Linked DNA regions of Homo sapiens: region 2 is linked to region 1. A link is an interaction called in ENCODE POLR2A ChIA-PET data of the cell type or tissue named here. Cell type or tissue: PC-9. All regions are shown on one strand. Each heading gives the region's core, and the rest is flanking DNA. Links, peaks and the distances in the headings are about the cores only. Region 1 has its middle 10 kb from the start of STK17A. Region 2 has its middle 52 kb from the start of STK17A.

The links. Peaks named below come from ENCODE experiments on the same cell type or tissue, not always from the same donor. Only the 100,000 strongest peaks of a DNase experiment are listed, where the experiment ranks them.
Region 2: POLR2A ChIA-PET joins it to region 1 with 5 read pairs; 33 of 35 experiments call an interaction of 5 or more read pairs at or near these places.

Annotation. Positions count from the first base shown.
Region 1 is chr7:43,570,807-43,575,202 of GRCh38, forward strand. No RefSeq gene overlaps it. Among named protein-coding and RNA genes, the nearest start is that of STK17A, 10 kb to the right of the region's middle. RefSeq lists a silencer at 1,744-1,823. In PC-9, for the core only: no CTCF peak of the experiment used is centred there; a DNase peak (open chromatin) is centred at 1,875; H3K27ac peaks cover 2,019 bases.
Region 2 is chr7:43,632,758-43,637,153 of GRCh38, forward strand. It overlaps a transcript of COA1 not described here. Among named protein-coding and RNA genes, the nearest start is that of STK17A, 52 kb to the left of the region's middle. RefSeq lists a silencer at 3,413-3,707. In PC-9, for the core only: no CTCF peak of the experiment used is centred there; no DNase peak of the experiment used is centred there; H3K27ac peaks cover 105 bases.

The DNA of each region.
Region 1 (4,396 bases), core at 236-4,235:
AGTGGCTTGGTCAAAGGCGACAGCAAATGCAAATGCCTTTGAAACTGAAGCATTTCTGGTCAAGCCTGCGGTGGCTTGTAGTTTTCATAGTTTTTCAGAAGAGCAAGCAGTAAAGGTAGAAGGCAATACTTCCTCAGTTCCACTGAGCTTCACTTAGATGAATACTTACCAGATTCTCCAGTTGGTCTGTGCTCACCTACCTGCTGTCCAGATGTAGGAGTCCAGGTGTCCAAATGAACAGAGGGTTGAACCAAAACACACACACACACACACACACACACACACAGACACACAGTTCCTTAGCAAAAGCTAGGTCTAATTTACTCACTGAAGGACAAATAATTCTGGAAACTATGACAAACATCACAGAACAAGAAAAAGAAACAGCACCCTGAAGACTCAAAGGAAGAGTTCATCCCTGAAGATGACTCACTACTGGCAACAATTGAAATTATTAAAAAATTTCTAATTGGGCCAGGTGCAGCGGCTCATGCCTGTGGTCCTAGCACTTTGGGAGGCCAAGGCAAGAGGACTGCTTGAGGCCAGGAGTTCAAGACCAGCCTGGGCAACATAGCAAGACCATATCTCTCCTAAAAAAAAAAAATAATAATTAATTAGCCAGATGCAGTGGTACACATCTATAGTCCCAGCTACTCAGGAGACTGAGGTGGGAGGATCCCTTGAGCCTGGGAGTTCAAAGCTGCAGTGAGCTATGATCATGCCACTGCACTCCAGCCTGGGCAACAGAGCAAGACTCTGGCTCAAAAAAAATATGTATTTTCTAATTGGCATTCTGAATAGCTAGCCAGAAGACATGACCCCTGAGAAATAGAAGCAAAATACATAAAAAGACAGCTGAATTGACTGAAAAATAAACCAAAACAAAAAAACAAGCAAACAATAGCAGACTTCCAATTAAGATGGAGCACTAAGCTGACTTGAAAACAACCACCACCCTCATGCTCGAAATGTAAAAAGATGGTGGCCCACGCCTGTAATCCCTGCACTTTGGGATCCTGAGGCGGGCTGATCATGAGGTCAGGAGTTCCAGATCAGTCTGGCCAGCATAGTGAAACCCCGACTCTACTAAAAATACAAAAAATTAGCCAGGTGTGGTGGTATGTGCCTGTAATCCAAGCTACTTAATTACTGAAGCAGGAGAATCACATGAACCCAGTAGGTGGAGGTTGCAGTGAGCCAAGATTGCGCCATTGCACTCCAGCCTGGGCGACAGTGCGAGACTCTGTCTCAAAAAAAGAAAAAAAAAAAAAAAAGCCGGGCGTGGTGGCTCACGCCTGTAATCCCAGCACTTTGGGAGGCCAAGGCGGGCGGATTGCCTGAGGTCAGGAGTTCGAGACCAGCCTGGCCAACATGGCGAAACCCCGTCTCTACTAAAAATGCAAAAATTAGCCAGGCATGGTGGTGTGTGCCTGTAATCCCAGCTACCCAGGAGACTGAGGCAGGAGAATCACTGGAACCCAGGAGGCAGAGGCTGCAGCGAGCTGAGATTGTGCCACTGCACTGCAGCCTGGGTGACAGCAAGACTCCATCTCAAAAAAAAAAAAAAAATATATATATATATTGTTTTTAATGTAATATACAGTGAAGCTAAGAAGCTAGCAATAAAAAGAAACCTACAGCTACAGTGGTTAGTAAGAATTGGTTAAACACTTTAAGGACATGGGTTTTCTTCTGGGTCAGGACTTGAGCCCTCAGTCTTCTTATAGAGCAAGGAACTGAAAATGAACTCTTGGCATTGAACCTGAAATTGGGAAAGTGCTGACTTCTTCATGACTGGGTTGTAAAAACCTCCTCTGCTGGCACAGAGCAGGCAATAAGTTGTTTGATGGAGGAAGTGGTGTGAACCACAGATCCTGAATCCTGACTCATGGCTCATGACAGTGCAGAACACAAATTCACGTCATCCAAATGCTTCAGAACCCCCAAGCTCCATTGAGAAATTAAGCCAGAAATTTGTCTCCCAATCAACAAGCTCTGTAGTCAGGGCAGAGGCCATTTAGAAACCACATCATAGAGATTCTTTCCCAACTCAGACCCTATTTGAAACATTTAAAAATACAAAGTTACAGTTAAAATAGGAGCTCATCATCAAAAAAGTATAAAATATATAAGGAACTCCATTACTAGGAAAGAAAATCCACAGATGGAATGAGCCAATGGAACTTGAAATAGTACTGCATTCTAAAAAAGCCACAACATAACTACTTTTAAATGTCCAAGTCGATGAAGAAAGATTCAAATATATGAATCAGGGATGAAAGATTATAAACCATGAAAAGGCAGGTTTGAGAAGAACAGTTTCTTTTTACTTTTTTTTTTTTTTTGAGACAGAGTCTTACTCTGTCGCCCAAGCTGGAGTGCAGTGGTGTGATCTCCACTCACTGCAACCTCCGCCTCCTGGGTTAGAGCAATTCTCCTGCCTCAGCCTCCCGAGTAGCTGGGATTACAGACGCCCACCACCACGCCCAGCTAATTATTTTGTAGTTGTAGTAGAGACAGGATTTCACCATGTTGACCAGGCCGGTCTCGAACTCCTGAGCTCAAGCCATCTGCCCACCTCAGCCTCCCAAAGTGTTGGGATTACAAGCATGAGCTACCATGCTCGGCCTACTTTTTTGTTTGTTTGTTTGCTAAAACAAGTCCCTTGAAGCCTGTAAGTATTTAACACGAATGAGAATGTTGGCAGCTTACAGCACTTGAAAGACCTAGCTTCTAAAAATAAGTGAATCTATCTTTTTCATATATATATATATTTACAAAGTATACTTTTATTATAATTGTATGTTTAAAAATATTGCCCAGTTGATTTTTTTTAGATTAAACTTCTGTCAGATTGACCTAAGAAAACTGATTTTCTACCCTAAAAATCTTTTTCAAAAGGTTGATATGTAAGTGCCAGGCACGGTGGCTCACGCCTGTAATCCCAGAACTTTGGGAGGCCAAGGAAGGCGGATCACCTGAGGTGGGGAGTTCGAGACCAGCCTGACCAACATGGGGAAGCCCCATCTCTACTAAAAATACAAAATTAGCTGGGCATGGTGGTGCATGCTTGTAATCCCAGCTACTTGGGAGGCTGAGGAAGGAGCATAGCTTGAACCCAGGAGGCGGAGGTTGCAGTGAGCTGAGATCACACTATTGCACTCCAGCCTGGGCAACAAAAGAGAAACTCCATCTCAAAAAAAAAAAAGTATTGCATAATAACCTATCAGGTAAATATATCAAAATTCATTTAACCATTATCTTACTCGGATAGTAAGAGCATTGCATACTCAATTCAACCACATCTATTCATCAATATTTACAAAGTGTCACTTATACACACTGAGGATATAGAATAAATGGTCCCTTCTGATCTAACTAGGAAGAAAGAAAGTATACACTTATAATGCAATTTGATAAAGATAAACTCAGGTTGATATTAAAACAGGTGGGCCAGGTAAGAATATCTGATAAAATCAGGTATAGCGCTCTATACAGAAAAACACAGATCAGAACAACACAAGGAAACAAAAAGCACTTGGGTTTTTATCTTTCCAGTCTTTCTCCCCATTATCACTAACAATGGGCATTGAATTACCCTAAAAATCTTTGCCAATTTTATTGGCAAAAATGAAACCCCATTTATATTTCTCCAGGAAATATAAATTAAATTTGAACATTTCACTATAAAAAAATCTTTTATTTTCTTTGACCTCTTTCTAATATAGTGTTGGCACACCTCTTATTATATGTTCTTCATTTAGGGTATGATTTTTATCTATAATGCTTTTTGCTAATGTATTTCCAGCTTGTTTGCCTTCTAACTTTGCATATAACATTTTTTGATATGCAATGATTTTTGAATTATTAGGTAGTCAAATATTTTTCTTGGAGTTTTTTTCCACTGCTTTATTTCTTAGAAGTTACTTTTTCTTTCAGAAATCAGCTAATTGTCAAGGCCAGGCAAAGTGACTAATGCCTGTAATTCCAGCACTTTGGGAGGCCAAGGAGGATGGATCATTTGAGGCCAGGAGTTCAAGACCAACCTAGCCAACATGGCAAAAACCTGTCTCTACTAAAAATACAAAAATTAGCCAAGCATGGTGGCACATGCCTGTAATCCCAGCTACTCGGGAGGCCGAGGCAAGAGAATCGCTTCAATCCAGGAGGCAGAGGTTGCAGTGAGCCGAGCTGGCACCACTCCACTCCAGTCTGGGCAACAGTGAGACCCCGTGTCAAAAAAACAACAAAAAAAGAAAAAGTCAGCTAATTGTTATGTGTCATTTCTTTCTAGATTTTGTAGTTTTTGTTTGTTTGTTTTACATTTAATGATTTAGAAGATTTGGGGCTTATTGTGGTTTCTTAAATATTATAACTCTATTTCAAAACTATTCTG
Region 2 (4,396 bases), core at 247-4,246, 62 kb after region 1:
AGGCTGGTCTTGAACTCCTGGCATCAAGCAATCCACCCGCCCCAGCCTCCCAAAGTGCTGGGATTACCGGTGTGAGCCACTGCACCCAGCCATATTTTGAAAGAAATCTATTTTTTCTGAGCACTAGGTCTCAACAGTGGGCTTACTCAGTAGACCAGGCTGTAAACAGACCCAACGTCATCCAGGCTTTGTTGTTGCGTTTATACAGCATATCTTAAGGGCCCTGGGATTTTCAGAATAGTCAATGAGCATTGGCTTTAACTGAAAGTCACAGCTGCACTAGCCCCTGACAAGAGTCAGCTTGTCCTTTGAAGCCAGGCATTGAGTTTTTCTAACTATGAAAGTCCTAGATGGCATCTTTTTCCAATAAAATGCTGTTTTATCTACATTTAAAATCTGTTGTTTAGTGTAGCCACTTTCATCGATGGTCCAAGCTAGATCTTCTGTGTAACTTCTACAGCTTCTCCATCAGCACTTGCTGCGTCACGTTGTACTTTTATGGAGATGGCTTCTTTACTTACATCTCATGAACACTGCTAGCTTCAAATTTTCTCCTGCAGCTTCCTCACCTCTCACATTTAGTGAGAGGCCACTGTGGGGTTATTAATTGGCCCAATTTCAATACTGTTGTGTCTCAGGGAATAGGGAGGCCTGAAAAGTGGGAGAAAGACGAGGGAATGGCCAATTAGTGGAGCAGTCAGAACACACACATTTATCAATTAAGTTCACCATCTTATGTGGGTGAGGTTCATCGTGCCCAAAACAATTACAATAGTAACATCAAAGATCACTGATCACAGCTCTCCATAATAGAGTAATTTAAAAGTCTGAAGTATTGTGAGAATTACCAAATGTGACACAGACACAAAGTGAGCACAAGCTGTTGAAAAAGTGGCACCAAAAGACTTGCTCGACAGTCGCCACAAACCCACAATTTGTAAAAAACACAGCATCTGCAAAGTGTAATAAAGTAAAACACAATGAAACTAGGTATATACGCCTATAAAAGGTTCATTTGTTTTTGACAAATTTGTAAACTCTCAGCCATTTTTTTTTTCAAATACTTTTTCAGCCCCACCCTCCCTCTCCTCTTTCTTAGAGCCATGATTCAAATGTTAGGTCTTTAGCTAGAGGCCCACAGGTACCAATTGCAGTCTGTTTTCTCCGCTCAGATTTTTATTTCATCTTTAAATTCAGTGATTGTTTTCTCGTTACTCCTCATTCTGCTGTTTAACCCATCCAGTGAGATTTTTGTTTCATTTACTCTTCTCAATTCTAAAATTTCCATTTGATTCTGCCATCTTCTAAGACTTCCTATTTTTTTCATTTATTCCAAGCATGTTCATGATTGCTCACTGAATCTTTTTTTTAAATGATGGCTGCTTCAAAATCCTTGTCAGATAATTCTAAAATCTGTGTTATCTTGGTGTTGGTGTCTGTTAACTCTCTGTTCTCATTCAGGTTGACATTTGCCTGGTTCTTGGCATAAGAGCATGGCTTTCTGTTCTATTCTGCCCATTTGGGTTTGAGACGCTGGACCTTGTTTGAATCATGTTTTCGTAGGTCTACTCTGACACCACCCAAGTGGGTGACGGGGGCATGTGGTGGGGTTGATGGTTCAGGCTCACTACTGAGCCCCTTTGAATACAGGCAGGGGGAGGGGTGGCTAAGTGCAGCTTCCCGCTAGAACACGTGGGTCCCACTGATACCATGGGAGTGGGGGCAGTTGTTCCTCCTGGGTCAGGGTAAAAGTCTAAGCTCCCAACATGGCCTCCACTGACACTATGGGGGTGGGCCTCATTACCATCCTGCAGGGATAGATGTCCCAAGCTCTCTGCTGGGCTAGCTCTGACACTGCTCCAGCAGGGGATGGGGAGGCCTCATTACAACAGGCAAAGAAGGTCTAGGCTCCCCACTTGGCTTTTGCTGATGAGGCTGTGGGATTGGGGCCATGGGTTTTTCCATGGTGTTTGCATAGAGTAGGGCAGTTACTTCTTAGAGTTCTCCATCTTTCTAAGTTGCCCTGTCCTGATCCTTTGGCTAGAGACACCAGGCTTTGCTTAGCCGTTGGCTCCTATTGGTGTTTCTGGGGTACTGGTTTCTCCAGTGCCTCATATTTGCCCAATATTAGGCAAAAGAAAACCCAGGGAAATCGATGCTGTGTTATTCCTTGGGTACTGAAGTTCCTAGCCATTTGGTCTTCTCATCTTTCACAGTAGTCTGATGTTTGTTTTATGGAAGTCCAGGCTGCACTTAGTGGAGGAATAGCGAGAAGTGTGTCTACTCTTTCTTGTTTCTTCTACTTTGTTTTGAATAGTGAATTTTCTAACAATGTGGTCCTAGAAAGTAGCTTAATTTATAAAATATATGCTTATAAATATAACTTTTATATAATTTTATAAATATTGACTCAGTCAAACCACCAAGGACATGTTCTGCAATCAATGGTTTGTGTGTCTCTCCAATTGAATATTAAGTCCTAGATCTAAGCCATGTCTTAGGTTAAAATAATTCCAGGATTTCCCGATATTGAACCACCTTTGCATTCCTGGAATAAACCTCTATTAGTCACTGTTAACAGCAGGGTGCACTAGGTTAAGCTGGGGTAACAAATAGCCCCCCATCTTAGGGGCTTGTAAGGGTTTATGTCTCCCTTATGCTCCGTGTCCCACTGTGGGTCAGCTGTCCGAGCCCCCAAGCCCTTGAAGTAGCCACCATCTGGAACATTACCAATCTTAGGGACGAAGGCAAAGTGGACAGCATGAACCAAGGGCTGGCACTTAAAACTTTTACTCAGAAGTCCTGCATGCCACTTCCACTCACAAGCCACACAGTCACACCTAAGTTCAACGAGGCAGGGATGTATAATCCTCCCACAGGAAAGAGCACTGAGAGGGAGAAGCACCAACCTATTTCGTGAAAAATAATACAATATACCACTACATATCACTGGACTCAGTTCACTAATATTTTATTTTGAATATTTGCATCAACCTTCATAAGGGAGACAGGTCTATAGTTTCTCGTTTCATAAAAATAATTTGGAAGTGAAAAATTACTTTGTCATTAAGACTGCAAGGTGACTGATGTGGTAGCTCAAGTTAAAAGATAAGTGTTAAAAGATAAGTGTTACATGTTTTAGGTGTATAGTAGGGGGTCTAATTTCTGCCTTGGCGGCTTATTATTTAATAATAAAAGGTTTTTAACATACCTCATGTGATCTGATAAGTCAATTAAAAAGTTTCCTTAAAAAAATTCCTTTTGGAAATTTCCTCTAAGGGAAAAAAAACTTGCAAGATAATTTAGGAATGAAAAGTACTCTCTCCTGCAAAGTCAGATTTCACTTCGGCACCCAACCCGTGTCTTAGAGGCATGTTTTTAGTATTTTCATTTCCTACTTTTCTGCCCTGGATTATAACATGGGCGCAGTTTTTCTGTACACATTCCTGACAGTGCTTTCAACTCAGGAACTCTGCCAAAAAACATGCCTGAACCAGGAGCGCATTACTAAGGAGGTGAGAATCTTCTAGTGGGTGGAGACTGGAGGTTTTCCTATCAATCACCCTCCCACCTCTTTCTGGACCGCCCCCATCATTGAGCCTCCTGTGTAAAACAGCATCTTTTGCCCAAGCATCCCAATGAGCAGTATAAACATTGTCTCACCTGTAAGGCAAGTGATTGGTAAATATTTATTCATATTTTTCAGATGGACAAACTGAAAACGCCAGAGAGTCAAGTGGCCTAAAGCCACTTCCAAAGCTGCTTGCTTTGGGAAAACCCTTCAGAACTGCCGCTTCTTGAGCATTTCCCTGGCCTTGCTGGTGGCCAGAGGACAGAAGGAACTATTGTTAAGTTCTGGCTGTTTTGTGTATATGTAATTTTAGTGTCACTGTTCCTGTATACAAATTTTACCAAAACTCAGCAATAAAACCTTATCAGGTATTATCATGTCCTTGGGTTGGTGAATAGGGAATGTTTGCAGGCAAGTGGAGGCTAATTCTAGGAAAATTGAACAAAGACAGTAAAATCTGTGACTTACTTGAAAGTCATACAGGTCTTGTCAGTACACATTCAGCACAATCTCTGAAACCTTCATTAACAGTAGAATCATGTGCTTACCCCCAAATCTTTGATGGCCACAAATTGTATGCAAAATGTCAACAGTGGCATTCACACACTGTGGCCAACCTACCTTTCCAGGCCTCTCTTTTACTTTACCTGCGCTCATCTACACGCTGTCCAAACTGGGCTTCTGATTTCTGGAGCACAGCTCCCATCTGCCCGCTCTGGGGCCTTTCTTCATGTTGTGCTTTCCACTTGCATGTTGTGCTCTCCATCATGTCTGCTTATCAAAATCTTGGACTTCAAGGCCCACAGGGACACTACTGCCTCTGGA